Linked DNA regions of Homo sapiens: all the other regions are linked to region 2. A link is a contact called in ENCODE Hi-C or POLR2A ChIA-PET data. All regions are on one chromosome and are shown on one strand. The core of a region is the stretch at or near the end of the contact, and the rest is flanking DNA. Distances in the headings are between cores, read along the strand shown. Region 1 has its middle 55 kb from the start of LINC02606. Region 2 holds the start of H6PD (hexose-6-phosphate dehydrogenase/glucose 1-dehydrogenase). Region 3 holds the start of SLC2A5 (solute carrier family 2 member 5). Region 4 overlaps SLC2A7 (solute carrier family 2 member 7).

Region 1 (6,808 bases), core at 265-2,764, 140 kb before region 2:
CATACACAGACCTCGTTTGATCTTTACAACGCCACAAGCTTGGCTGGAAGGTGTCATTATTCCCACTTGAAGGCAGGGGAAATTGAGGCTCCCTAGTCCAGGGTCCTGGGACCAGCAGTGGCTGGTGTCCTGAGTCCAAACCCCAGATCACCTGGGCCCTGGCCTGCATTTCTGTGCACTCCTGCAGCCTTCACCCCTGCAGCAGGCCAGCCTGGGAGCTTGCTAAGTTCCACCACCATTTCTGGGCTCTTCGGAGAGGGCGTCCTGCTCATGATCTCCTCTCTTTCTGATTCTCAGAAGGATTCAGAAGCAAAAAAAGGGAGCCGGGGCTGGGGCTGGGTAGTGCAGAAAGAGTTCCTTAGGGCTGCCAAAAACACAGGCTGGAGGGGTCTTCTTTGGCCCCAAAGGGAGGCAGGGTGCACGCCCCCTACACCCCGTCCTGCAGCCACTGGCTCGCTGCTCAGATCGGGGCCCTCTGAGGTGTCTCCTGCGAGGGAGAGCCAAATTCGAGCACATAAGCAGAGGATGTTTTCCTTCCTAGTGGACAAAACATTTCTGGCGCTTTCGGGAGGGGACTGAACACTCTGTCCACTTTGGCGAGTTCGGGATTCCTGGACGGACACAAGTGTGCTTTCACATGCAACAAGATTAATGACACAACCTCCTCCCTCCTGGGCCTTGCCCGCCCCACCTCCCGCCCCACCCCCTTCCCTGGTTACCCGCTTTGCTCCCGAGCAAATCTTCTAAGACGTCCATTCCAAGTGGCCTCAGGAAGTGAACACTGAGTCATGTGCCTCTCGCCACAGGCCTCCCCAGAGTGAGGAGGGGCTGAGAAACACCCTCCAACTCCAAGTGAACCCCTATAGTCTCTCTCGGAGAAATCCCACCGACCCTGACAGGGTGGGTCTGGCCTGGACACAGTGGCCTCCATCCACAGGTTGGTTCCACTGGTGCCTGCCTGGAGCTTCCCTGGTTCACCGGGATTTCCAGAAGATTGGGATACTTCCAGAAGTCCCTAGTTGAACTGGGACTGAGTTCCCAGCCCTGGTCCCCTGTGACCTTCCATGGTCCAATTAAAGAGGCTGGCATCAGCCAAAGTGAAATGAGTGGGAGGGACCGGGATGGAAGAACCTGCCAGTCTGTGCCACACCTCCCAGGCCACGCTCAAGGGGTTGGGGACGGTCCTGCTATGGAGGATCTGCTCCAAGGGGTGCCTCATTGCAAAGCTGTCTGTGAAATTTCTGCCTCTCCCAGAGGGTCCTGTAGGGAGCTCAGACAGAACATTCCAGAGCATTCTTAGGGTGCCTGAAGGATGTACTGAAATCAGGGCCCCATCACCACCTCAGGAAGGTGGGATGCTTCGGAAACCAGGCACCCCCCTCCGCTGCACTCGAGGCAGAATAGGCTCGGGCTGAGCAGGAGGGATCAGGCTGCCGAGCAAAGGCCTGTGGGCCAGTGCCAGGACCCTGAACCCGCCGGGGCAAGCTGAACTCTGGCGGGAGGCAGGCTGCTAACCAGTAAGCAAGTTGTAAAAACCCAATTCAGACACAACATCTGGCAGCTGCTTCAAATAGTTCTCTGTCTGAAGTTGGAGTCGCTCGCAGCCCTCCTGTAAATCAAACCGTGTGCACAGAGGAGACCTGTGCCGATCCGAGGCACCCTGGCTTGGCTGGGCCCCCGCCGAGCCCCCAGTCTCCCTGGCTCTTTAAATAGCCTGGGGTTCACATTCCATTTCCTTGTACGATGAATTCAGAGCAGGCCTGGCCGCAGAAGCTGCAGGGATGCAAGCTTCATCCGTCTGTCTCAGTGAAAGATGGGGGGAGGCGATGCTTGGCACTTGGGGCATGATGTCTTGAGCTCAGCCCCTATTTCCAATGACTCCTGGGCAATGCCCACCCTTCGCAGGGCCCAGGACCCACTCACTGTAGCCTGTCAGAGGAGAGATCAAGAGAGTCCAAGTCCTCTATCCAACAAGTTTCTGGTCTGAGCCTGGTCCTGTGGCTTCTTCTGGCCCTTGGTACTCATCTCTTAGAACATCGACCAATTAATTCTAGAGCAAATCTGGTCTCAGGGGACTGGCTGCAAGAGGCCAGGACAGGAGGCAGATGGCATGTCACGAATAAGGATGGGAGTCATGGCCTGTTGGGCAGCACCCACCATCGGCCTGGTGCTGAGCTCTTTTCTACCTGCTTGGTTTCATCGGTCTTCATGGCCACTCCAGGAGTGGGTACTATTACGCACTCTGCCCTGAAGGTGTGTGTGGAGGGTTGCATGGTGGCTCCCCTAGTCAGTGGCATGGGGGTAAGAAGAATTTACCAAGACAATTGTAGGTAAAGAAAGGCAAATTTATTAGAGAAAATATGGAAATACGTTGCAAGGGTGCAGATCAGCAAGAGAGATGTTGATTGCAATGAGACAAAGGCTTGCTGGGATTTTACAGGATGGTGCTTGTGCCATGTGCTGAAGAGGGCTTTGTGAAGTACTTACATGCCAAGGTTGCAGTGAGCTAACATGTGTTTTCCTATCAGCTGAGGGTCTGGTGATAGTTGGGCACGGGAAGATTGAGAGTTATTTGTGCAGGAGGGCGCTGTGTCCTGGACCATGAAGAAAGGCAGATTTACAGCTTATCTGCTTTCTCATCTTGCTTCCCCTTGGTCCCGCCAGCCTGACTCCTTTTCCCTAATTAGGACTCCACAGGTATGTCTTGTCCTAATCCTGAAAACTGTGAATGTGACCTTATTTGGGGAAAGGGTTTTAGCAGATGTCACTGATTTAAGAATCTTGAGATGAGATCATCCCGGATTATCTGGGTGGGCCCTAAATCCAATGACACGTGTTCTTACAAGACAGACAGAGGCACAGAGGGGAGGAGGCCATGAGAAGATAGAGGCAGAGATTGGAGCCATGCAGCCACAAGCCACAAGCCATGCAGTCAGAAGCTGCGGGAAGCTGGAAGAGGCCAGGATGGATCTTCTTTTTTCTTTTTAAATCACATTTATTGTTATTATTATGATTATTTTGAGACAGAGTCTCACTCTGTTGCCCGGGCTGGAGTGCAGTGGTGCAGTCTCGGCTCACTGAAACCTCTGCCTCCCAGGTTCAAGTGATTCTTGTGCCTTAGCCTCCCGAATGGCTGGGATTACAGGCGCACGCCACCACACCTGGCTATTTTTTTGTATTTTTAGCTAAGTTTTTGTATTTTTAACAGAGACGAGGCTTCGCCATGTTGGCCAGGTTGGTCTCGAGCTCCCAGCCTCAAGTGATCCACCCAACTCGGCCTCCCAAAGTGCTGGGATTACAGGTGTGAGCCACTGCGCCTGGCCATAGGCCAGATCTTTTTCTAGAACTTCTGGAGGGAGTGCAGCCCTGCCCACGCCTTGATTTTGGACTTCCAGCCTCCACAGCTGGGACAGAATAAACGTGCATTGTTTTAAGTCACCCAGTGTGTGGTACTTGGTTATAGCAGCCCCAGGAAACAAATATAATTTTGAAACTAGGGATCAGAGGAGCTGCACGAGGCCACAGAGCTCTTAACCACCCAACTCTCTGTTAGCCCTGGTGACCAGACTGATTTTTAGAAAACTGGATCTGATAAACTGAGGCCCCTGGGCTCAGGCAATTTCCCTGCAAGTTGCCCTCTAGGAAAGGGTCATTCATGGACTAGGTGACTTCGGTGAGTTTAGGAGCATAAACAAGGGTCTCTGGGTGCCCTGGGGGGTGGAGGAGTAATTATACTAGCTATGTTTATTGATTGCTTCCTGCGACCAGACCAGCGACCAGCTTCTAAGCACTTTACAGACATGGCTCACTTAATTCTCACAATAACCCTAAGAAGAGGAAATGTTCTCCCATATGATGAAATAAGGAAACAAAGACACAGGGAAGTCATGGGGGAGGGGCCAGGGAGTAGCTCCTTAAAAAGCCAATTGGAAATGAAAGACGCCAGACACAGAGGGTCACCTATTGTTTGAGACCATTGATAAGAAATGTCCAGAATAGGCAAATCGAGACAGAAAGTAGATTAGTGGTTGCCAGGGGCTGGGGGAGGGGAATGGGTAGTGGCTGCCTAATGGGTGTGAGGTCCCCATTGGGGGTGATGATAATGTTTTGAACTAGACAGAAGTGACAGGTGTACAATATTGCGAATGTACTACACGCCACACTGATGTGCATACTTTAGAACAGTGAATTTGATGTTATGTGAATTTCACCTTAATTACAAATAAAAGGGTGAGATAGGAGTACCCTGGGCTCAGGCCCTGATGTGCCCAGCCCTAAGCATGTGGGTCTCAGTGGCCCCGCTGGGAGGCAAGTGCTGTTCCCATTTCACAGATGGAGACGCCAAGGCTCCAGGCTTTAAAGCTACCATCCTGGACAGGAAGTGGGAAGCCAGGCGTCAGTCCTGAAGCCAGGCCCCTTCTCCCCAGTCACTCAGCCTCCACACATGGCCAGCCTGGAAGGTGAGGTTCCTTTTCCACTGGAGTTGATTCCACCTGTGGACATCAGAAACCCTGGCGGCCCCACTTTGCTGAACAGAAATCACTGGCAAAGCTGAACATCTTTCGAAAGGTAGGGCCCAGGGATGTAGGTGGGAGAGGGATTAAAATGTTTGCTTCTTAGGCTGTAAAGAGAGAGGAAGACATGCTCTGAGAGGCACAGTCCTGGGTTGATGAGGCCCTTGTCCCTACATGCTGTGCTGAGGTTGTGGGAAATACCCATGAGCAGCTCCCATGGGGATAGCCCTGCTGGAAGGGTCTTGCATGGGCCGTGGCTTGTAGACCCGAATGTTGTCTCCAAGCTCCTGGTTCAGCTTTCCAGGGTCTAATTTCCTTAGGGAAACTGAGGCTGAAGGATAGCCCTCAAGGTTTCCCTGCCTGGACTCCAGTATTTCTCCCTTGGACCGACTTTGTTCATTCCTAAGATGAGCACTTTTGTGCCTGGGTGAGAAGTTTTTGTGCCTGGCGTTGATGCCTTGATCGGCAGCTCGGGGACTGCCTGTGCTCTGAGACACAGAGCAGAGAGAGCTGGGAGGGCCACGCGAACAGAATCTTCTATACCCGTGGTCTCCAAGCTTCTGTGGGTCTCAGCCCCTGGCAGGGCTCTGAAGGACCATGGGGATACAGCAGAGAGGTCTGCATAGGTGCAGCTCTGCATGTAACTGCATGCAACTCTGCATGGACGCAACTCTGCATGTAACGCTGGGACCCCAGCAACCTTCAGGACAATGTTATCTGCGTCATCTATGGGTGTTCGAAGATGCCTATTCGCAGGCCCATCCTATTGCATATCAAGCTTACCAGGATTTTGCTTTCCTCCCCTAGGTTCCTCCGGGCGATTCAGATGCAGGGAGCATCTGTGAACTTCAGGGTGAAATCCCCGATTCGGTCCTGGTACTCACATGCACTTGTAAGACACATCTTTGGGGACAGCTGTAAGGTTCACCCCCAAACGCCACCAGGGAAGGGAGCTGGAGGAGACCTTTGCCTTTCCTGCCTATAAAGCAGACCCAGTAGAGGCTGCAATTGGGGTGGGGCAGGAAGACAAACCCTGCACAAGGTCAGTGCCACCTCTGTCTAGCTAGCTGCCCTCAGCCTGAGCTTTTCCACGGAGAATATTCCTCTACCCAGGAAAATCATTATCAGCCCGGCAGCAACAGCAGCAGCTGTTCTCTGGCCCAGGAAGAAAGGTTCCAGAGAAGAGTTAGTTTTCTCTTTTCTTACCAAAAAAAAAAAAAAAAATCAGAACCCAGGAGAGAACACCACGGTCTGAGTGCACCAGGGAGATGGTCGGCCCGAGTCCTGCCTGCCAGCAGCTGAGTCTCAAGAAACCCGAGGAGAGCCATGAGCGGCTTCCTCTGCATTTGCTGGGCCAGGACATCATTTGTTGACTCTAGAGCCCAGTCCCTAGCTCACGATTTCCTCCCTGGTTGCCATGGCCCCATACAGAAAACACAGCAAACTCCTGGCCCTGGGCAGCTCATTTATTTCAAATATTCCTTGCAGCTGGAATCCAACCATGTTTGGGTGTCTGGACTGGAGCATGAACTAATTGCTCTGTCTTCGGCCCCCTCCCCAGCTCCCCCGGCATAGTTTATGGTTCAGTAAATTCCACATTCCTCATCTCGTCGAGGAGCGGAGAAGGCGGGAGGGAAGCTTCGTGCTGAAGGGTGGGGACGGGAGGACTCTTCCCATCTATGGCCAAGCCCTGAGAGTCTGCTACCTGCTTGAAGGCAGGGGATTAATTACAACCACATGGGCCAAGTCTGCACAGATGGTTTTATTAATCCCACTCCCTTCGGCACAAAACCCTACTCCCCGAGAAGTCTCCTGGCAGCACAAGGGCCCTGATTTTTCCCTGTGCCTCCCCCCGCCCCCAGCGCCTGACCCCAACCCCACTCCTCCCCTGCTGCCCCCTTCAAAGGAAGCGGAGTTCCAACTGCAACCCAGACATGAACTCCAACCTGAAAATCATTTTACACCACCCCTTTCATCCAACCGCATCTGGGAAAGGCATCTAGGGGACCCTCTTCCCAATACCCACCTTGACCTTTGGAGACTTTACCTGGGAAGGAAGATCATTATCAGGAAGTTGGTTTAGGAATGTCTGGTCCATTCTTTTTTTGGAGGGGACAGAGTCTCGCTCTGTAGCCCAGGCTGGAGTGCAGTGGTGCGATCTCGGCTCACTGCAGCCTCCGCCTCTCAGGTTCATGCCATTCTCCTGCCTTAGCCTCCTGAGCAGCTGGGACTACAGGCACGCACCACCATGCCCAGCTAATTTTTGTATTTTTAGTAGAGATGGGGTTTCACCA
Region 2 (6,922 bases), core at 84-2,583:
TGAGGTGGAAGAATCGCTTGAACCAGGAGGAGAAGGTTGCAGTGGGCCGAGATCGCGCCATTGCACTCCAGCTTGGGCAACAACTAACCATCAACCACAGAAAAATGCCAAGGAAAAACTCAGACAGCTTTTCATGATCTTCCAATCATAATGATGAAAAATTAAAGGGATATGATGCATAATTTAAAATACGCTGTCTGGGCGTGGTGCTTCACACCTGTAATCCCAACACTTCGTAAGGCTTAAGCAGGAGGATCGCTTGAGCCCAGGAGTTCGAGACCAGCCAGGGCAACATAGTGAGACCACTGTCTCTACAAAAGGTTTAAAAATTAGCCAGGCGTGGTGGTGTGCGCCTGTGGTCCCAGCTACCCCGGAGGCTGAGGCAGGACGATGGCCTGAGCCCAAGAGGTGGAGGCTGCAGGGAACCGTGTTTGTGCCACTGTACTCCAGCCTGGGCAACCAAGCAAGACCCCATCTTTTATAAGTAAAAGATTTTTTACTTTTATATAAAAAAGTAAAAAGATAAAATAAAAAATATGCCCATTTGACACCAGTTTTCCCTCATCTGCTGCCTTTCATGAGCCATGGGCCTGTTGTGGGTGCAGGGGGAGTGGGCAAGGACACTTCTTTCCAGAAGTTCTCACTTCTGGCTAAGCATTCAAGGTTGGGTGAGCTGATTTTCAGAGATCCAGAGAGGTTTGCCCCTGGAAAACCGTTCACTAGATCCGGGTACGGGAAACGCTATGTGAAACCCGAGGGCCAATCAATGCCAAAGATTAAGCAGGTCCCGGGGGAAATCTCGGAGTTCCCCCTCTCCTGGAACTCAGTTCCGGGAAGCCCAGGGAAAGGACAGCTCGGCCGCTCGGGGCGACCCTGGAGGGAGCCTGGCCGCCTCCTGAGCAGTTCCAAAGCCGCCAGCCCCAGGCTCCGTGGGGCTGGCAGCGCAGGCTCCGGGGCTCGGCGCGGCCTCGGGCCCGGCGGCAGCGCGGGTTGGAGGCGCCGGGGCCGGGGCGGCGGCGGGGCCGGCGGGGGGCGCTTACTTCCTCTCGCGCGGCGGCGCAGGCCGCTCCTCCGGGACACGGCCGGGGCGGCGCTGAGGGCCGGGCCCGCTCCCGAGGGCTCCCCTGCGCCCTGGGCCGCACCTCCTCTTCCGCAGGGCCCGTCACTCCGACAAGTGCGCGTGTCACGCGGCCACGCGCCGCACGACACTCCGATACCGCCCGCGGAGCCCGCGGCGGCCGCAGGGGAAGGCGCGAGGCCAAGGCCAGCCCGGCCGCCACCCCGCCCCAGGCCTCAGGCCTCAGGCCTCCACCGCCTTGCGCTCAGCAAGACTGGGGCCCGGGCCGGGGGCGCGCGCGGCGGGGGCGCGCGCGGCGGGGGCGGGGGCGGGGCGGGGGCGCCGGCGAGGCCACGCCCTCCGCTGGCGGCCGCCGGGGCGGGGCCTCGGAGCTTCCGGGGCGAGGCGGTGGGTCAGCTCCGAGCCTCCGCCCCCGCCCTTCCCTTCGGCCCCCTGGTGGCCGTGCGTCCTAGAGCTGTCCTGCCGCGTCCGAGACGCGCGCGGGACCCAGAAGTGGCCGAGGGACGTGGTTGTGTCGTGGAGGGGACCCGGGGTGCTGGCTGCTCCCTACGATCTGGCACCCGCTCTGGGACTCCTCAGGCCTCGCTTTTCCCCATCTGTAGAATGAGCGGCTCGGTCTTTCCCGTCTTCAATATCCAGAGTAGGGATTTAGAAGTCGGAGCGCACACGCTGGCCACGCCTCCGCGCACAGCTTCAGATCTCTGCCACCCCTTATCACTTGTGTGACCCTGAGTTCAGTTTCTTCATCTGTACAGTGGGGACAATGGGAGTACCTGCCTCCGGGGTTGTCTGGCACTTGGGTGCTTAGTAAGCGGAAGCTTGGACCCGTGTGGCAAATAGAAGACTTTTGCTAAGACATTGCTAAGAAAGACAGCAAATGGAATCAGGGCTTCTCTGTAGGGTGAGAGGTATTTAAGTGAGAAAACGGGATCAGCTGCCTCTCAGAGCACTCAGTCCCCTTCCTGTCCCCCACCATTATCAGGCAGTAGGTGGCCCTCACCATGCTCCCCAACCTGCTCCCCACTTTTTCTTTTTTCTTTCTTTTCTTTTCTTTTTTTCTTTTTTTTTTTTTTTTTTTTTTTTGAGACAGGGTCTCGCTCTGTCACCCATGCTGGAGTGCAGTGGCGCTATCACAGCTCACTGCAGCCTCCGCCTCCCAGGCTCAAGTGATCCTCCCGCCTCAGCCTCCCAAGTAACTGGGATCACAGATGTTCGCCACCACTCCTGACTAATTTTTCAACTTTTTGTAGAGACGGGGTCTCACTTTGTTGCCCAGGCTGGTCTCGAACTCCTGGGCCCAAGTGATTCTCCCACGTTGGCCTCCCAAAGTGCTGGGAGGAGATTCTGACCTGAGAGAGAAACTGTGCTGCAGCTTTTTATTTCCCGATGGTTCCATTAGAGGTGGGAGCGTCTGGAACTAGCAGTGGCAACTTGGCAGTGGCCGGCAGGACTGAATGGGGCCAACAGGCATGATTACCACACAGGATGTTAGGCAAGGGGTTCCGGGAAGGCTGGGAACTGAGGGGAGCTGGGCCTCACCGTCACCAAGGCCAGAGGCCATCCGGGCGCCCGCAGAGGGCTGCCAAGCCTCGGCAAGGATTTAGGTCACACTGAGTGGGCCTGGCAGAGGGGGGAGCCAGGGAGCCAGGCACTCTCTGGGCTACCTCCACAGCTGGAAGTGAGCAGGAGGGCTTAGGGCAGGAGCGGGCCAGAGCAGACTCGAATGATGCCGGGACTCTTGGCCTAGAGCCCTTCCCATGTTCTGTGGCCCTGAGTGTGTCAGGCACCCACATAGCTCTGAAAACCAGGGCCCAGGAAGGCACAGATAGAAGTGGGCAGGTGTCCAGAGGCATGACCGGGGGTTCGTTTCCCAGATCTCCATGTGGCCATCAGAGGGTGATCTGCTACCTTGAGGGCTTCTTATAAATAGCCCCAGGTCAGGCGTAGTGGCTCATGCCTGTAATCACAGCACTTTGGGAGGCCGAGGCAGGTGGATCCCCTGAGGTCAGTAGTTCGAGACCAGCCTGGCCAACATGATGAAATCCCATCTCTACTAATAATACAAAAAAAAAAAAAAAAGCCAAGCGTGGTGGCGTGCCTGTAGTCCTAGCTACTCAGATGGCTGAGGCACGAGAATCGCTTGAATCCAGGATGCAGAGGTTGCAGTGAGCCAAGATCGCGCCATTGCACTCCAGCCAGGGCAACAGGGTGAAACTGTGTCAAAAAAAAAAAAAAAAAAAGCCAGGCACGGTGGCTCACGCCTGTAATCCCAGCACTTTGAGAGGCCGAGGCGGGTGGATCACCTGAGGTCGGGAGTTCGAGACCAGCCTGACCAATATGGTGAAACCATGTCTCTACTAAAACTACAAAATTAGCTGGGTGTGGTGGCGCATGCCTGTAATCCCAGCTACTCGGGAGGCTGAGGCAGGAGAATAGCTTGAACCTGGGAGGTGGAGGTTGCGGGGAGCTGAGATCGCGCCACTGCATTCCAGCCTGGGCAACAAGAGTGAAACTCGGTCTCAAAAAAAAAAAAAAAGAAAAAAAAACAAAGCCCCAAACCAAGTCAGTTGTAACCTGCTTACTAAGAAAACGTCCACCTGATTAGGTAACGTTGGGGTGGGGTCTGAGGGGGGAATTAGCCTAGGGGGTCACAATGCCCTCCCAACCCTATGTCCACTCCCACACCACCCTGAGATGTTTCATTTCTCCGCCTGTCTTTCCTCACCTTACCTTCACCTCAGTCTCATCCTGCCTCTGTACCTTCCAGTTTTCTCTGGGCAATCAGTTGCTTTGCTTTCTTTCCATCATGAAGACGATTAGGTCGTGCTAAGACCCAGTCATCCTGGTGTGAGAGTACTGCCACCCAAAACACAAAAATCGAAAACTTTGTCCCTGTGGGCCCTGGCATTGGTTTCTGCACCTTTGCCTGTCTGAAGCTTTTCTTGTTTCCGTGCTGACCGCAGCTACAAGGGACCAGGTGTGCCCAGAACCCCGTGAAGGAAGCCGGGAGAATGAAGGAAGCCGGGAGAAAGGAATGATGCCCCATGGGTGGTCCAGGGGGTGTCCTGTGACCAGAATTCTGTCTGTGGTTTATCTCGTGCTTTATAAGGAGCGCCCTGGGGCTCTATTTATGAAGTGGATTTTTGGGGATTTTTCTTCCTAGCCCTTTAACTGTGGTGTAGGCAGAAGTCAGGGTGAATTCAGCCTGCTTTACAGACAAGGAAAGTGAGACCCAGAGAGATGAATGACTCACAGAGATGCCTGTGGAGTTAGAAATAAAATCCCATTGCAGTTTCTATTTTCAGGTGTCACTCCCTAAGGCAGCTCTGCTGGCTTCGTCTTGCTTCTCGCAGGAGGTGGGGAGGGAGGGAAACAGGTAGAGATTTTTCAGCCACGAGTAGATCTTTTCATCCTCAGACATAAGGAGCCTCTTTTTAAAAATTTTTATTTTATTTTTTGAGACGGAATCTCACTCTGTCACCCAGGCTGGAGTGCAGTGGCACGATCATAGCTCACTGCAGCTTCAACCTCCTGGCTCAAGTGATCCCCCCGCCTTAGCCTCCTGAGTACCTGAAACTACAGGTGTACGCCACTATGCCTGGCTAATTTTTTTCTTTCTTTCTTTCTTTTTTTGTAGAGCTAAGCCCTCACTATGTTGCCCAGACTGGCCTCTAACTCCTAGGCTCAAGGTATCCTCCCACCTCGGCCTCCCAAAGTGCAAGGATCACAGGCATGAGCCATTGTAACAGACCTTTTTTATTTTTTAAGATTAGCTTCCTAAAGTCCACATAAAGTAGTTATGTAATGGTTTCCATTGTTGCCATAACAATATACCACCATTTAGTGGCTTAAACAACCCAAATTTATTATCTTACAGTTCTGGAGGTCAGAACTTAGTTCTTACCAGGCTAAAATAATGGGTCAGCATAAATTCCTATCTGGAGGAGCCATTTCTGGTCAAGGCATAATTCAGTACCTTGTGGTTTTAGGACGGAAATCCCCGTTTCCTTGCTGGCTTCAGCTGAAGGGCATTCTCAGCTTCTAGAGGGTATCACACTCCTTGGCTTGTGGCCCCTTTCTTCCACCTTCAAAGCCAGCAATGGGAGATCCAGTGATTTCTCTCTCCCCTGTGCCCTTTTCAGGGTCATCTCGCTGACCCAGCTGGGGAAGGCTCTCTGCGTTTTTTTTTTTTGCTTTTTTTTTTTTTTTGAGACAGAGTCTCGCTCTGTCGCCCGGGCTAGAGTGCAGTGGCGTGATCTCGGCTCACTGCAACCTCCGCCTCCCGAGTTCATGCCATTCTTCTGCCTCAGCCTCCCGAGTAGCTGGGACTACAGGCGCCCGCCACCACGCCTGGCTAATTTTTTGTATTTTTAGTAGAGATGGGGTTTCACCGTGTTAGCCAGGCTGGTCTCGATTTCCTGACCTCGTGATCCACCCACATTGGCCTCCCAAAGTGCTGGGATTACAGGCGTGAGCCACCACGCCTGGCCGGGTCTCTGCTTTTAAAAACTCATGTGAGCCAGGTTTGGTGGCTCACACCTATAATCCCAGCACTTTGGGAGACCAAAGCGGGCAGATCACCTGAGGTTAGGAGTTTGAGACCAGCCTGACCAACATGGTGAAACCCCGTCTGTACTAAAAAAACAAAAATAAGCCGGGCGTGGTGGTGGGCACCTATAATCCCAGCTACTCGGGAGGCTGAGGCAGGAGAATTGCTTAAACCCAGGAGGCAGAGGTTGCAGTGAGCCAAGATTGTGCCACTGCACTCTAGCTACTTGGGAGGCTGACACGGCAGAATAGCTTGAACCTGGGAGGCAGAGGTTGCAGTGAGCTGAGATGACACCACTGCACTCCAGCCTGGGTGACGGAGTGAGACTTCGTCTCAAAAATAAAAAATCCTCATGATTAGATTGGGCGCATTTATATAATCCAGGATAATCTCTTTATATCAGGGTGCACACACTTAATCACATCTTGCAAAGTCTCTTTTGCCACAAGGTAACAGACACTAGTTCAGGTATCGGGGCCCGTTTTTTTGTTGTTGTTTTGTTTTGTTTTTTTGAAACAGAGTCTCACTTGGTCACCCAGGCTGGAGTGCAGTGGCACAATTATGCATCCGTGACCTCGTGCTCAAACAGCCCTCCTGCCTTAGCCTCTCCAGTAGCCGAGACTACAGACACACACCTGATTTGCTTTTTGTAGTGACAAAGCCTTACTCTGTTGCCCAGGCTGGTCTTGAGCTCCTGGGCTCAAGCAATCCTCCTGTCTCAGCCTCCCAAAGTGATTACAGGTGTGAGTCACTGCACCAAGCTGGGCTTTTTTTTTTTTTTTTTGTGGTGGAGTCTCTTGCTGTCACCCAGGCTGGAGTGCACTGGTGCAATCTCGGCTCACTGCAACCTCCACCTCCTGGGTTCAAGGTGTTCTCCTACCTCAGCCTCCCAAGTAGCTGGGATTACAGGCACCCGCCACCATGCCCGACAAATTTTTTTGTATTTTTAGTAGAGACGGGGTTTCACCATGTTGGCCAGGCTGGTTTTAAACTCTTGACCTCAAGTGATCCACCCACCTCAGCTTCCCAAAGTGCTAGGATTACAGACACGAGCCACTGAGCCTGGTTCCAGCGGGACATCTTTAGTCATTGTTCTGCCTACCACAAATTATAAATTTGCAAATTCTCAAACCCTCTTGATGATCCAGGATTTTTATCACAATTTTTATGTTTTTCTTGAGACAGACTCTCGCTCTGTGGCCCAAGCTGGAGTGCAGTGGCACAATCCTCACTGCAATCTCTGCCTCCTGGGTTCAAGTGATTTTCCTGCCTCAGCCTCCCGAGTATCTGGGATT
Region 3 (7,287 bases), core at 3,266-5,765, 170 kb after region 2:
GAACATGCTGCTAAGAACACAAACACAATTTCTGCATTCTACTGACGTATTTTTTTTTTTTTAATTTTTGGAGATGGAGTTTTGCGCTGTCACCCAGGCTGAAGTGCAGTGGTTTGATCTCAGCCCACTGCAACCTCCACTACCTGGGTTCAAGCGATTCTCCCGCCTTAGCCTCCTGAGTAGGTGGGGTTACGGGCTCCCGCCACCAAGCCTGGCTAATTCTTGTATTTTTAATAGAGACCGGGTTTCACCATGTTGGCCAGTCTGGTCTTGAATTCCTGTAATCCGCCTGCCTTGGCCTCCCAAAGTGCTGGGATTACAGGCGTGAGCCACCGCGCCCGGCCAGCATTCTCTTGTTTACCATCTGCAAATGAACTAACTAACTCACAGTACAGAAGCATGTACTGAGTGAGGCAGAAGAGACTCCACCATTTGCACCACCAGGGGCTTTGGTAGAATATCTTCCTGTTTTCTGTCCTAACAGATTTTCAGGCATCCATTTAATAGTTCTACCAGTGAGAAACGGTTTCAGCTGCAAGTGACAGAAAACAAAATGAAGTATTTTTCTTCCCTACTAAGTCAAGTTGGTGGTGGGGAGCTGGGATGGTGCTCCACAGGGTAAGGGGCCCCAGCTCCTCCTAGCTTGGTGCTCTGTCCTGTGGGGCTTCAATCTCAAGGCCCAAGCTGGTGGCATCTACATTCCAGGAAGCAGGATGGAGAAATAGGCAAAGCTAAGAGAGCAAAGTTTCTGGAAGCTGCCTGCCATATGGCATCTTGCATACACTGCATTAAGCGGAACTTTATGTCTGTACTGACTGCAAGAGCAATGGGGAAATGTCTTTATTTTGGGCAGCCGCAGGTCTTGTTCCCAATTCTATTACTACAGAAGAGGCACTGACCAAATGGATTTATGGATGGGGAGGAGAAGCCATTAGCAGCCTGTACAAAAGAGGCCCGTGGCAAAACTTTAAAATTCTAGAACATTCCTAGCAGAGGTGAGGCCAGTAGTGACTGAAGTCCTGGTATCATTGTCTGGTCACAGAACAGCCCGGAGATGTGCCAGCTTGCTTTGTGGTATGGTGTTAACCCAATATTTTGCCCTGGTTAAATTTTTCTTATATAAAACATTTGCTTTTCATTCTGATTCAGAAAAGTAACTTTTATTTCTGTTTTACTTTTTTTTTTTGGAGACAAGAGTCTCGCTCTGTCACCCAGGCTGAAGTGTAGTAGTGCGATCTCAGCTCACTGCAACTTCCGCCTCTTGGGTTCAAGCGATTCTCCTACTTCAGCCTCCCAAGTAGTTGGAATTACAGGCGCACACCACCACGACCGGCTAATTTTTTTTTTTTTTTTGGCATTTTTAGTAGAAACGGGGTTTCACCATGTTGGCCAGGCTGGTCTCGAACTTCTGACCTCAAGTGATCCACTTGCCCCAGCCTCCCAAAGTGCTGGGTTTACAGGCTACCACGCCTGGCCTAGTTGTGTTTTATTATAACAGTAACAGAAACGCTCCTATTTCCTCTCCCCCATCCTATCACCAAGTGATTGTCAATTTTCCATCCTAAATATCCCTCAAGTGTATCTACTTCTGTCTTCTCCATCCCCATGCTGGTCCAAGTCACATTGTTCTTTCACCTGGGCTACGGCAAAGACCTTCCACTGCTCCTTCTCCCCACTTCCAAATCCAGCGGTCTCTTGTCCCCTCATCAGTTCACCTCTGGACATCCAGATGGAACTTTAATTTTTAATTTTTTTTATTTCTAGGGACAGGGTCTTGCTCTGTCACCTAGGCTGGAGTGCAGTGGCATGATCGAATTCCTGGGCTCAAGCGATCCTCTTGCCTCAGGTTTGCCAGGACCACTCCCCTCCCCCCAGTCCCACCTCACCGCTGCCATCCCCCTCCTCCATCTTTGAGCCACTAGGCTTCTCACAGTCTCCCACCCCGCCCTGCTCGCGGAGCCTGCAGGCCTCGGCCTCATGGCGGCCTGAGGCAGGGGCCTGGAGGCTGGTCCGCCCGCCACGAAGGTTGGGGGGTCCCTGGCCAGAAGCAGGACCCGGGCGAGGCTGAGGGGGACTCTGGCAGAAGCTGAAGGGGACCCGGGTGAGGCTGAGGGGGACTCGGGCAAAGGCGGAGGGGAACCCGGGCTGAGGCTGGGGGGGATCTGGGCTGAGGCAGAGGGGGACCGAGGCTGAGGGGGACCCGGGCTGAGGCAGAGGCCGAGGGGGACCCGGGCTGAGGCAGAGGCCGAGGGGGATCCGGGCTGAGGCAGAGGGGTCCTGGGCAGGGACAGGACCCACCCGGAGCCCGCAGGCCCGCCAGGCAGAGGGACTGGCTGAGCGGCCCGCAGCCTGGCGTCATGACGGCCTCCCGCCACGCCCCCGTCCCCGCGCTCGGCTCCCTCCAGGGCGGAAGCACGGGTCGAGCGTTGGTGACGCCATGGCTGTGCTTGCGACGCCCTGTCACTGGCAGGAACCGGGTACTGCGGCCCGCAGCTCCCGGGATGATCCCCTCTGGGCCTGAGGGCCTGGCTCACTGTCCCCGCTTCCCCGGGCTGGGCCGTCAAGGCGGGGACTGGGAGTGTCCGCGTCCCCCCCAGCGACCCCCGGTTTTAGTTACCCCCTCGCCCAAAGGCAGGGAGAAGTGGAAGATCTGGGCCTAGATAGAAGCAGGTGTCATGCACTTGACATGACTGATGACTACAAACTTTGGACGATTATTTTTGGGGGGAGGATGGGGGACGGAGATGAGTCTCGCTCTGTCGCCCAGGCTGGAGTGCAGTGGTGTGATCTAGGTGCGCTGCAACCTCCGCCTCCCGGGTTCCAGCTATTCTCCTGCCTCAGCCTCCCAAGTAGCTGGGATTACAGGCGTCTGCCACCATGCCTGGCTAATTTTTGTATTTTCGGTAAAGACAGGGTTTCACCATGTTGGTCAGACTGGTCTCGAACTCCTGACCTCAGGTGATCCACCCACCTTGGCTTCCCCAGGTGCTGGGATTACAGGCGTGAGCCACCGCGCCCGGCCGGATTCTTCTTTGTGTTGGATTGCACACCTGTACCCGTCTCCTCACTCCCCCATCGTTGATTTCCTCTCCCCACCCTACCCCTGCAATTAAAGTGCATTTTCTTTGGAAACTTTTTCTAGATCTTTGAAATAATTGGAAACCTCTGGTCTTGCTATGCGTTAGTCACAAGTCAGTGTGCTAGGACAGTGATACGCAGAAGAAAAAGACAGGCAGTAGCTGGTGAAAGGGAATGCTGAGTTCTCCCTTGTGAATAGGGACCCCCCCGACCCCCCAACACACACACACACACAGACGGCCACGCTGCTAGGCTTCTCACAGTCTCCCACCCTGAGCAACCCTGGGGATTTGCTGCTAATGCAAGGAACAGTGCCTAACACAGGCTCCCAGTCTCTGCTTGTTTAAAGATGCATGAGATTCAGAATCAATCACTAAAGTAACTGGATTTACGCCACAGCAAATAGAACTGGGAGTATGTTCTGTAAAGATGAAAACCTGTGGGACTTGTGAGACTTTGGATTTTGGCCACTTGCGCTGGTGTGCCCTGTGGCAGCTGAATGAGTGCCAAACATGGGGGGCTGACAGTGGCCTGGCCTTGAGATGGCCGGACCCGGACCAGCAGGTGTGACTCATTTTCCCTGCCCTGCCTGGAAAGGGGTTCGAGGTATTTACCACCTTCCCAGTAGTGATGAATACACAGAAAGTAACATCCCTAGGTCATTCTGAGCTCCTTAAAATGGAAAATAAGAGGCCGGACACGATGGCTCACGCCTGTAATCCCAGCACTTTGGGAGGCCAAGGAGGGTGGATCACTTGAGGTCAGGAGTTCGAGACCAGCCTGGCCAACATGGCAAAACCCCGTGTCTACTAAAAATATAAAAATTAGCCGAGCGTGGTAGTGCACGCCTGTAATCCCAGCTACTCAGGAGGTGGAAGCAGGAGAATCGCTTGAACTCGGGAGGCGGAGGTTGTAGTGAGCTGAGATCATGCCACTGCACTCCAGCCTGGGACAAGAGCGAAACTCCGTCTCAAAAAAAAAAAAAAAAAAAAAAAAAAACAGAAAATGAGAAACTTTCCCCAAACAGTATTACACGGTGACTTGGGCAAAACTGACTCTCCACCAAGAGACACTTGACTGTAGTTTTCCTGGCAGGGAGAGCATCTTTGAGGTCTCTAGTGGCCCAATCTGTTGCCCTCAGATTACCTGGTGTCATGTAGGGTGGAGGACAGCTGTTGTTTGCCATGCGTTCCTGACAGAAATAACCCTTCCAGTCATTCACCATGAGCCTGACTGGTAGAGACTTTAGCAATGGGGAAATACCGTAGACTGTTCCATCAGGACAATGCTGGGCCTGCAGTCCCCAGGGGGCACCCACTTACTTAGCCAAACCCCAGACGTTTCATTTAAAAGCAGAAGTGAAAGGAAGACCAGGTTCCTGAAAGGGTTATTCTGACTTAATCTGGCTATAAAAATGCTATTGGCTGTTATTTGGCATGGCCAAAGTGCACCCAGAATGTCTTCTCTCTCCATTCAGTGCACGCGTTACTTTGGCTAAAAGGAGGTGAGCGGCACTCTGCCCTTCCAGAGCAAGCATGGAGCAACAGGATCAGAGCATGAAGGAAGGGGTGAGTGTGTTGCTCAGGGAAAGGGGCCAAGAGCAGGCTTGGCTGCCAGGGCCTGTGCAGCCTTCCTGGAGAGTCGCTGGGGGGCTCCTGGTGTTGCAGAGGGAACTCTGTGTTGGGAGGGATTATGGTGGGGAGAGGGGGAAAGTCTTGTCCAGCAGGTGGTCTTTTATAGGGAGGAGAGAGGTTTAGAGACAAGTGCTCTGTGGAAATCATTCTACTGGAACAGCCTTTAACAGCAGGATCTGTAACTGAATGGAAGAGACCCAAAGGATTCATTTGTCCCAACTTGAACCAAACATGTTAGCTGCAAAATCCTTCTATGGTTGGTGAGATGTTTCGCTCTGCTTTCGTTTTGCTTTTGGCTTCAGGGCAGTTAATTTTTTCAGCAAGTAACATAGCTGAGCTGCATGAAAGCAAGATAAACTCAGAAAAGGCGTTGCTTGATTTGAATTTAGTTCAGATCTGTCACGTAGGTTTCCTGCCTTTTAGATCCTGAGGCTCCCTTGTTTTAGAGAGGAAAGATTTTCATGGACTCCTGCAACGTAATTGCAGTTTACTTTCTAGATTCCCTTGATTGAGGAAAATGCATAATGTCAGAAAAGTAACACTGACTTATTAACACTTTATAAGAATTTGCATTTATTCATCACAATAGCATCTGCTTATATTTGGAGTGGAGGAAGGATAGTGCACATTTTTGCAAAACAGCATTTGTTCAGGCATGGATGTGAGACCCTCACCATAGGCAGACTGGAAACATGCTCTGTAGCACATAGATTAAGAGTGGGTCTTGGGAGGCTGAGGTGGGTGGATCACCTGAGGTCAGCAGTTCGAGACCAGCCTGGCCAACATGGTGAAACCCCATCTCTACTAAAAATACAAAAATTAGCCAGGCGTGGTGGCAGGTGCCTGTAATCCCAGCTACTCAGGAGGCTGAGGCAGGAGAATCACTTGAACCTGGGAAACAGAGGCTGCAATGAGCTGAGATCACGCCATTGCACTCCAGCCTGGTCAACAAGAGCGAAACTTCATCTCAAAAAAAAAAAAAAAAAAAGAGTGGGCCTGGGAAGTAGAAGCCCCCAGGATTCATTCCTGCTCCATCCTATTCTAGCTGTGGGACTTGGGTAAGTTCTTTAACTCTTCAGTGCCTCAGTTTTCTCATTTGTAAAATGGGAGTAATAACCATACCGCCTCATAGGGTGCTGGAGCAATTAAATGAGATAATGCATGTAAAGTACCTGGCACAGAGTGAGTTCCCCGTAAATGTTACTACTTTTCTTTCTCTCTCTCTCGCTTTTTTTTTTTTTTTTTTTTGACACAGAGTCTTGCTCTGTCACCCAGGCTGAAGTACAGTGGTGCGATCAAGGTTCACTGCAACCTCCACCTTCTGGGCTCAAGCGATCCTCCCACCTCAGCCTCCCAAGTAGCTGGGATTACAGGCATGCACCACCACACCCGGCTAATTTTTGTATTTTTAGTAGAGATGGGGTTTCACCATGTTGGCCAGGCTGGTCTAGAACTCCTGACCTCAGGTGATCCGCCCGCCTCGGCCTCCCAAAGTGCTGGGGTTACAGGTGTGAGCCACCGCGCCCGGCCATCGTAAATGTTACTACTTTTCAATCATTCTTTAGGCTGGTTTCTCCACCTCCGCGTGATTTCCATTTGGCACTGGCTAACGCTTCGTTGTAGGGGCTGTCTTGTGTGTTATAAGATGTTTAGCCGCGTCCCTGGCTCTACCTTCTAGACGCAGTAGCTCCCTCCCCCAGGAGTGACAACCGATGTCCCCGAGAGGGCAGAATCCACTCCCAGCCCTCAACTGAGAGGCACTGCTTTGGAGTCTACTCAGCCCCTTCGCTTGGGTCATCTTGTTTGTCTTACAACTAAGAAAGTGTTAGACAAATCAAGTGTCATCACCTCCATTTTATAGAAAAGAAACGGAGGTGATGAGGACTTAGGTGTTTGGGGTCCAGGGAGGTCCTCCGCTGTCCAGAGAAAGGCACAACTGCCACGTTCCCCACGTCCACCAAGTCCAGCTGCAGAAAGGAATGGAAACACCCCCACGTGGCAGGCCCTGAAACTGAGTAACACATTGCGAAAGGAAATGATTCAGATGGCCACATGCGAGAGGCATGGGCTGACCCAGCTGCCTGCTGCCTCAGCCCTCCAGGGAAGGAAGCCTCCTCTGGGCCAGAGGGATGAAGGTGGGGATGGGCTTCCCGCTCCTGAGAGCAGCCTGCCCCTTGGGGAGAAAGCTGGGGCGTGCTGGGCTTCCCAAAACACTCTGAAGGAAGCGATCCCAATGGTCTGTAAGAATCCGGGAAATCATTAAGTGCAGCCGAGAGGGGAGGTAGGAGCCAAGGAGAAATGCGGGGGCAGGCGAAGGCTACAGAGGCTGCGCGGTCCGGGGAGGAGGGCGTCTGGCAGTATGGAGCCAGCTGCCTGCCCCTCAGTGGTTGTGTGGCAGTGGCCTCACTGGCCTTTTCTCTTCTTTTTCTTTCTTTTTCCTTTTTTTTTTTTTTTAATTTTGAGACAGGGTCTTACTCTGTTGGCCAGGCCAGAGTGCAATGGTGGGATCATAGCTCACCGCGGCCTTGAAGTCCGGGGCTCCAGCAATCCTCCCACCTCAGCCTCCCGAGTAGCT
Region 4 (7,694 bases), core at 2,806-5,305, 220 kb after region 2:
CCAGGGGGTGCCCAGGCCCCGGGATCCTGAGTCCTTGGCTCCTTGCAGGCTGGCCGGTGCTTCTGGCGCTCACAGGGGTGCCCGCCCTGCTGCAGCTGCTGACCCTGCCCTTCTTCCCCGAAAGCCCCCGCTACTCCCTGATTCAGAAAGGAGATGAAGCCACAGCGCGACAAGGTATGAAGTCGCCGGCTACTCTCCCAGGCCCTGCCCACCCCGGGGGCCAGGCAGAGACACGGTCAGGGCCACAGTCAGGGTCGCCATGGGTCAGGGGTGAGAGCTGGGAGCTGAACGGGGTGGGGGGGTGGCAACTGGGGCACAACCAAGGTCAGGTCAGGGAATGGTGAGCTCAGGGCCAGCATGGGGGCTTGGGGCCCAGCCTGCAGGGAGACGGCCCTCTGAGCGGGTGGTTCTGCTTTCCGCAGCTCTGAGGAGGCTGAGAGGCCACACGGACATGGAGGCCGAGCTGGAGGACATGCGTGCGGAGGCCCGGGCCGAGCGCGCCGAGGGCCACCTGTCTGTGCTGCACCTCTGTGCCCTGCGGTCCCTGCGCTGGCAGCTCCTCTCCATCATCGTGCTCATGGCCGGCCAGCAGCTGTCGGGCATCAATGCGGTATGTGGGACGGTGGCCAGGCAGGGAGACAGATGAAGCAGACCCAGGCTTCATGGATAGCAACACACAGTTCCACCCACAGAGGCCTGGCCTGGCAGTGGGGCCAGGATCAGTCCAGGCAGAGCCAGATGTCAGGAAGAAACCTCACTCCTCTCTGCCTCCGTGCTCTGCCTCTCCCCACATGCCAGCTTCATTTTTCTCTGTTTCCCAGTCCCCAGAAGGAATGCCTCCTGCCAATAGTCCTTTCCCTTCTATACAAGAGACCAGCTAGACTGAGATGAGCTGAGGTCTCCTGGGTCCAAGCTCAGGTCACCAGGCCTGGGTTGGTAGGCCCAGCCTGTGTCAGGAGCCCATCTTGGGCCCACTTGTCTGTGATGTTTGTGGCATCGCTTTCTGCGACCGTGGCTCTTTGGCTGTAACTGTATCTAACCATGGTGTGAGGGAAGGGTGGAGATCTGACAGAAGCTAAAACACTGGAGATTGGGTGGGTGACCCAGTTGCTCCAGTGGCGTGTCGGGAAGAGGTGGCCTTGGCCTCAGGGATTCATGGATGTTTAACCAGTGATCGTGGGAGGGTAGATGGCCCAGGTGGGAGCCACCAGATGTGGAATAGCACACGTGGCCTTTCAAAGGGCTGTTTGTGCCAATGTCCTTGGCATGGGGCCAGAAGACAGACTCAACTTGCGGTTGGCTTGGCCCAGAGTGAGAGGTAAGAAGTCATTCTTTGGGATCTGAGCTCTTAGAGTAACTGAATGATGGAGGGAAAAGTGCTCTTGGAGGTCGTATGGTCTGACTTCCATTTTATAGACGCCAAACCTGAGGCCCAGAGAGGGAGGAGCTGCGACCCTGGATTCCAGGGCAGCGCCGGGCTCCACCCTGGTGTCCCGACTCCAGGTCAGGCCTCTTTTTCCCACCACCTGCTACCCTCTTCCTGTCCCAGGGTCCCCAACCCAGGCTTGCAGAACTGTGTGTGGCTTGAGTTGAGAAAGTTAAGCCAGCGTCCTGGGTCTTCCGGCCTGTCCTGACAGCCCTGTGTTTTTGTTTAGATCAACTACTATGCGGACACCATCTACACATCTGCGGGCGTGGAGGCCGCTCACTCCCAATATGTAACGGTGGGCTCTGGCGTCGTCAACATAGTGATGACCATCACCTCGGTGAGTGAGCAGGAGGCATCCTTCCTGCTGGAGGGTCTCTGGCCAGGTGCCGCCAGGCAGACAGGAGCCCCACAGAGTGAACTGAGTGCTGGTGGCCCTGGTCCTGGGGTCATTTAAGGGACATGGACTTTAGGATGCACACATACTAACTACCTGCATGACTTTGACCAGAAAACTCAAAATTCCTTCAGAGCCGGCCGGGCGCGGCGGCTCACACTTGTAATCCCAGCACTTCGGAAGGCCAAGGCGAGCAGATCACTTGAGGTCAGGGAGTTTGAGACCAGCCTGGCCAACATGATGAAACCCAGTCTCTACTAAAAATACAAAAAAATTAGCCAGGTGTGGTGGCACACACTTGTAATCCCAGCACTTTGGGAGACTGAGGCAGGTGGATGACTTGAGGTCAGGAGTTTGAGACCAGCCTGGTCAACATGGTGAAACCCCATCTCTATTAAAAAATACAAAAATGAGCTGGGCATGGTGGTGGGTACCTGTAATGTCAGCTACTTGGGAGGCCGAGTCAGGAGAATCACTTGAACTTGGGAGGTGGAGATTGCAGTGAGCAGGGAGATGGCACCACTGCACTCCAGCCTGGGTGACAAGAGTGAGACTCTGTCTCAAAAACAACAACAACAACAAAGAAAAACCTTCAGATCCAAGTTTCTTCCTTTGTAAAAATCATTATGGTGACTGCAATACATGGTATTCAAATGCAGGTACCCCTTTTTGTTGGTGCAGTTTCATGATTTCAGAGTTTAGTATTTAAAGTCTGAGCTACTTACGCTTTGATATATATGTTGCATGAAAAAGGGTCAGATGATCATGGCATTCCTTTCCCTAGACCATTTTCAAGTTATCTCCTGATTATTTTGATTCCTATTTCTTGAGTTGCCAGTGATGGTAAACATTTTCAAGAAAGTTATCTATTATTTGTATTTTCCCCAGAGCTAGTTTAAGTTCCAGTAAACTCTCAGAAGGTTTAGAAGGGCAGGGAGGGAGAAGTTAAGGAAAACAGTGGGAGAGGCTGACAGGAAAATTAAGGGAAGAGGACAGAGGTCCCCAGGCTGAAGTCTCAACCCCTTCCTCCTGCTGGATTTCTGTGGCCCCATCCCCAGTTTTCCCCTGGGGCAGGATCCATCCTTTATCCTCAGAGTCCTCCTCCTTGGGGATAAATGACCATAACTAGGACCTGCTTCACCATCATCCTACCTGGAGCAACCCAAGCCAGAAAAATACCCTTTCCCTCTCCCTGGAGGAACAGCATCTGGGAACCAGGCATACAGCAGGAAATTGACAGTATTTCCCTGATTTTTGGGGTGCACTTCGCTCCCATCCTGAATGGCAGTGATAGTCTGTCTGTTGGGATGTTGGGAGGACATGAGTCAGCTAACATGAGTCAAGGGGCTGTACAGGGCCGGCTCTGGTCAGCCATTAGGGATGGAGTAGAATGGAAATGGTATTAGAAGTAGAAAAGGAGCCAGGTGTGGTGGCTCATGCCTGTAATTCCTGCACTTTGGGAGGTTGAGGCGGGCGGATCACCTGACGTCAGGAGTTCGAGACCAGCCTGGCCAACATGGTGAAACCCCATCTGTACTGAAAATACAAAAATTAGCCGGGCGTGATAGCACATGCCTGTAATCCCAGCTACTCGGGAGACTGAGGCAGGAGAATTGCTTGTACCCGGGAGGCGGAGGTTGCAGTGAGCCACGGTTGCACCACAGCACTCCAGCCTGGGTGACAGAGTGAGACTCCACCAAAAAAAAAAAAAAAAAAAAAAAGAAGAAGAAGAAGAAGTAGAAAAGGAAGGAAGAAGTCGAAAGAATGCTGATCACAGGGAGTGTGGCCTGGGCTTGGTTGTTGGAGAAGGAGCTGGCTGAGTGGAGGGGTCAGTCCATCAGGTGGAAAAGTGGAGAGATGAGGGGCCCCGCATGATGTGAGCCCAGATTCCAGATGGCCTCAATGTCGAGTGGAGCCCCAGAGAATAGGAGGGGGCTATTTTTATTCTTATTCTTTTTATTTATTTATTTTTTAAACATAGAGACAGGGTCTTACTATGTTGACCCGGCTGGTTTCGAACTCCTGAGCTCAATCAATCCTCCTGTCTCGGCCTCCCAAAGCGCTGAGATTACAGGTGTGAGCCACTGTGCCCAGCCCAGGGGCTATTTTTAAATGTAGGTTTTATTCTTATTCAGGTATGGTGAGGCCAACAGATCAGGAGGTGGCTACTGCTGGAAAGACAGTTTGTTCCTCACAGATCCCATGAGGAGGGTGCGGTCCACGCCATTCCGGGCCTGCGGGGAAGCCCCAGGGTTGGTCAGGAAGCAGAGGCATGAAGGGGAAGTGTGAGGATGAACCTTTACTGTGGTTCCCACAGAAAGGAATGGGTGAGGCAGAGCGAGCAGGTTTAGGAGTAGCTGGTGTGAATAATTTCCTCAGGGTCGGGGACCACAGGGGCTGTGCCAGCTGTCTGGCCCCTGGCCCCCAGGGTGTTAGGGCAGGTGATGCTGGCCTTGCGTGTGAAAGCTCAGCAAAGGAAGACCTGGGGTGTGGGCCTGCATTGTTGGTTTGCAGATGAAAGAGGCACTCACTCCCAGACAGCGGTTTGTTTGCTATCAGTGGGGTGGGAAGGGCAGTCCCTCCAGGGCCATAAAGGTCCCAAGATGTCAAAGCATCAAACACAGAAACTAGAAAATGTGGTTATTCTAGTGGGTAGCAAGGGGTGCAGGGAGCCAAGATCCAGGAGGTCTGGAAATGAATGACCAGAACAAGGAAGGGTGGTGGTGAAGAGCATGAATGTCTGACCCATGTCAAATCAGCGGCCTGCATCCCACATGCAGGCAGCAGGGGTAAGAAAGGGGCACCTAAAAGGTGACGCACGGTGGCTCACGCCTGTAATCCCAGCACTTTGGGAGGCCGAGGCAGGAGGATCACTTGAGGCCAGGAGTTCGAGACCAGCCTGGCCAACATGGTGAAACCTCGTCTCTACGAGAAATACAAAACTTAGCCGGGCATGGTGGCAGGTGCCTGTAATCCCAGCTACTTGGGAGCTGAGGTAGGAGAATCACTTGAACCTGGGAGGCAGAGGTTGCAGTGAGCTGAGATCGCACCACTGCACTCCAGCCTGGGCAGCAAGAGCAAAACTCCGTTTAAAAAAAAAGAAAGAAAGACAAAAGAAAGAAAGGGGCACCTAAGAGGGGCCCACAAAAGGAAGTGGAGGCTCGGCCCAAGAACCGTGGGCGCCAGGCCAAGGCGGCTTCTCACTGTCCCCCTTCCCCTCCAGGCTGTCCTTGTGGAGCGGCTGGGACGGCGGCACCTCCTGCTGGCCGGCTACGGCATCTGCGGCTCTGCCTGCCTGGTGCTGACGGTGGTGCTCCTATTCCAGGTCTGACCTCATTTCCTGCCCCCTGGGTGGGGAGTCATGGGGAGGGTGGGAGGTCCCCTGACTGAACCGGGCCCGCTGCACCAAGTGGTTGGTTCTGAGTCCCACTGATGGCATGCATCCTGCCTGGAAAAGTACTTTGCAATGCCCCATCCTGAAGTGAATGTCACAGATGGCTTCATTTACCTACACCTGCACATGCAAATAAGTAACCGGATAGATGGTCCAGCTGTCATGGGAAAGAGAAACAAGGAGGACAGTTTGCAATAAAATATGTGCTTCAATGCGTAAATGCAAGGATGCCACCGCATTAGAAAACATCTATGGGCGGTGAACAGGTGTGGGTTAAGGAAAGACCAGAAGTCACCCCATTCGAGAGGTAGAAGGAGGCTGAGCACAGTGGCTCACTCCTGCAATCCTAGCACTTTGGGAGGCCAAGGCAGGAGGACCCATTGAGCCCAGGAGCTCAAGACCAGTCTGAACAACATGGTGAGACCCCATCTCTACAAAAAATACAAAACGTTTTCTGGGTGTGGTGGTGTGCACCTGTAGTCCCAGCTACTCAGGAAGCTGAGGTGGGAGGATCACCTGAGCCTGGGAGGTCAAGGCTGCAGTGAGCCATGATCGCACCATTGTACTCCAGCCTGGGGGACAGTGAGACCCTGTCTCAAAAAAGAAAAAACAAAACAAAACTACGAATCATTTTTCAGTAAGACTAAAACACAGCAGACCACCCAAACAAGAAGTACATCATTTTAATTTGCAGTGTTCTCAGCCTGTATGTATTATCCACGTTCTACGGAAGTGATGAAAATACGTGGTGTGTCATGATATAAAATCTCTAAAAAGCAACCAGCATTCTGTGTCTCCGAGGCAGCCTCTTTGCTGTTGCTTGTGCAGGAACGGCAGCACTGTCCTGAGCCCTTTCAAATGGAAAATATATCAGCAACGCAATTGCACATGAGTACAAGAATGTGTGAGGAGCTCATTCTGTCATGTAGAGCCAAGATCTTTGCTCTTTTCCTTCTTTTCCAAGCTGCCCTCTCTGCAATGACTTGTCCTTAACCACCAGAGAGTGCAGAGAGCTCCATGTGGGAAAGAGCTGGGGGATTCAGGGAATGACCAGGAGGCCAGGGCCTGCGGGGAAAGCAAGGCCTGGCGACGAACAGTGTTAGTGATGCTCATAAATCAATTAAAGTTTCCCTCGGAAAGAACTTTCTTCTTTAATTTTAAAACCAGTATAAGTTCTCAGCCAGACGCAGTGGCTCACACCTGTAATCCCAGCACTTTGGGAAGCCAAAGCGGGTGGATCACCTGAGGTCAGGAGTTCTAGAGCAGCCTGACCACGTGGTGAAACCCCGTCTCTATTAAAAATACAAAATTTAGTCGGGTGTGGTGGCGTGTGCCTGTAATCCCAGTTACTCGGGAGGCTGAGGCAGGAGAATCACTTGAACTCAGGAGGCAGAGGTTGCAGTGAGCCAAGATCACAGCACTGCTCCAGCCTGGGTGACAGAGCGAGATTCTGTCTAAAAAAAAAAAAAACCAATATAAGTTCTTAGCAGAACCTTTAGGGATTCTAGGAAGTGAAAAGAGGTGAGCACGACTGAGCGCCACCTGCAGAGACCACCGCCAGTGACACTTCTGAAACCTAGGGGCATCCCCGGTGGCTCTTTCACTCCTTCTGTCCAACCAGGGGCTCTGCCTGAAAATGCAGCAGCAGCTGCTCGCTTCACACCGGGTCCAGGGCGGCCCCACCAACCCAGCCAGCCTCGCTTTTGCTTGAAGTGTTGAATGGCCCCAATCCTCCTGCCTTCTCTTCTTGTTGAAAATGAATCAGATCTTGTTGCTTCTCTGCTTGGAAGCTCCCAGTGCCTCCCCTCCCACCTCGCCATCCAGCTCTGCTGCCAACTTGTCCCTTGAGGCCGTCTCATAACTGTGACTACAGGGTTCCCTGGGAAGTTCATCTGGGGGCACCCGGTTAGTTTGGCTGAAGTCCGTTGACCCGGTTTTGCATTGGCTGTTCTCTCGGCAGTTGGGAGCAGAGATGGTGGTCTGCCAGCTCCACGGGTCCGGGGGTCCTAGGAGTCTCCAGAGAATGGTAGAGAAAGTCCGGACCTCAGCTCACTCATGTTGACTGGGTGACTTCAGCCACTGCTTGATCCCTGAGGGACTAAGGTTCCTCATGGTCTGTATTCAGGGCCCTCTGTGCTCTGCTTCCACAATTGTGGAACTGAAACAATCATATAAGCCGGGCGTGGTGGCGCACGCCTCTAGTCCCAGCTACAGGAGGCGGAGGCAGGGGAATCTTGAACCCGGGAGGCGGAGGCTGCAGTGAGCCAAGACTGTGCCACTGCACTTCAGCCTGGGCGACAGAGCGAGACTCTGTCTCAAAAAAAAAAAAAAAGAAAGAATCGTAGAGTCACTCAGAGGGCAGAGGAGTATCACAAAGATCAGATGAGTTAATATTTGTGATTTGTAAAGTGCAGAGAATGGCACCTGGCAGGAAAATAACTCAAAGGTAGATGCCCCTCGTTCTCCATGACGCTCAT

Evidence for each region. A loop is a pair of places that touch in the nucleus more often than their neighbours do. ChIA-PET counts read pairs that join two places held with the same protein, here RNA polymerase II (POLR2A). Pooled maps may share reads with other maps.
Region 1: a loop to region 2 is called in a map of ascending aorta, with 7 times the contacts of the local background. The contact joins the enhancer-like site here to the promoter of H6PD in region 2. A Hi-C loop is called at or near these places in 2 of 168 maps with a recorded cell type or tissue (ascending aorta and gastrocnemius medialis) and 2 of 50 pooled maps. POLR2A ChIA-PET finds 5 or more read pairs at or near these places in 6 of 52 experiments (H1, HCT116, HEK293T and 3 more).
Region 3: a map of gastrocnemius medialis shows a loop between it and region 2 (4-fold over the local background). The contact joins the promoter of SLC2A5 here to the promoter of H6PD in region 2. A Hi-C loop is called at or near these places in 1 of 168 maps with a recorded cell type or tissue (gastrocnemius medialis) and 6 of 50 pooled maps. POLR2A ChIA-PET finds 5 or more read pairs at or near these places in 4 of 52 experiments (AG04450, GM10248, GM12878 and 1 more).
Region 4: a loop to region 2 is called in a map with no recorded cell type, with 3 times the contacts of the local background. The contact joins the enhancer-like site here to the promoter of H6PD in region 2. A Hi-C loop is called at or near these places in 1 of 37 single-sample maps with no recorded cell type and 2 of 50 pooled maps. POLR2A ChIA-PET finds 5 or more read pairs at or near these places in 3 of 52 experiments (B cell, H1 and activated CD4-positive, alpha-beta T cell).

Annotation. Positions count from the first base shown.
Region 1 is chr1:9,370,902-9,377,709 of GRCh38, reverse strand. No RefSeq gene overlaps it. Among named protein-coding and RNA genes, the nearest start is that of LINC02606, 55 kb to the left of the region's middle. RefSeq lists an enhancer at 4,935-6,642. Within about 2 kb of position 1,514, at least 16 of the 41 ENCODE cell types and tissues checked have a DNase peak (open chromatin) inside an H3K27ac peak, as active enhancers do; they include ascending aorta and gastrocnemius medialis, where a contact is called at or near this core.
Region 2 is chr1:9,229,185-9,236,106 of GRCh38, reverse strand. H6PD (hexose-6-phosphate dehydrogenase/glucose 1-dehydrogenase) reads right to left here and starts at 1,333. Exons shown (of 5, transcript NM_004285.4): 1 at 1,041-1,333. RefSeq lists a silencer at 921-1,480.
Region 3 is chr1:9,066,863-9,074,149 of GRCh38, reverse strand. It overlaps SLC2A5 (solute carrier family 2 member 5), which reads left to right and starts at 4,515. Exons shown (of 12, transcript NM_003039.3): 1 at 4,515-4,646. The coding sequence starts at 4,614.
Region 4 is chr1:9,007,597-9,015,290 of GRCh38, reverse strand. SLC2A7 (solute carrier family 2 member 7) reads left to right here. Exons shown (of 12, transcript NM_207420.3): 6 at 49-174; 7 at 423-610; 8 at 1,656-1,766; 9 at 5,047-5,148. Among named protein-coding and RNA genes, the nearest start is that of SLC2A7, 15 kb to the left of the region's middle. RefSeq lists a silencer at 4,217-4,276 and enhancers at 6,533-7,033, 7,034-7,534. Within about 2 kb of position 4,055, at least 5 of the 41 ENCODE cell types and tissues checked have a DNase peak (open chromatin) inside an H3K27ac peak, as active enhancers do.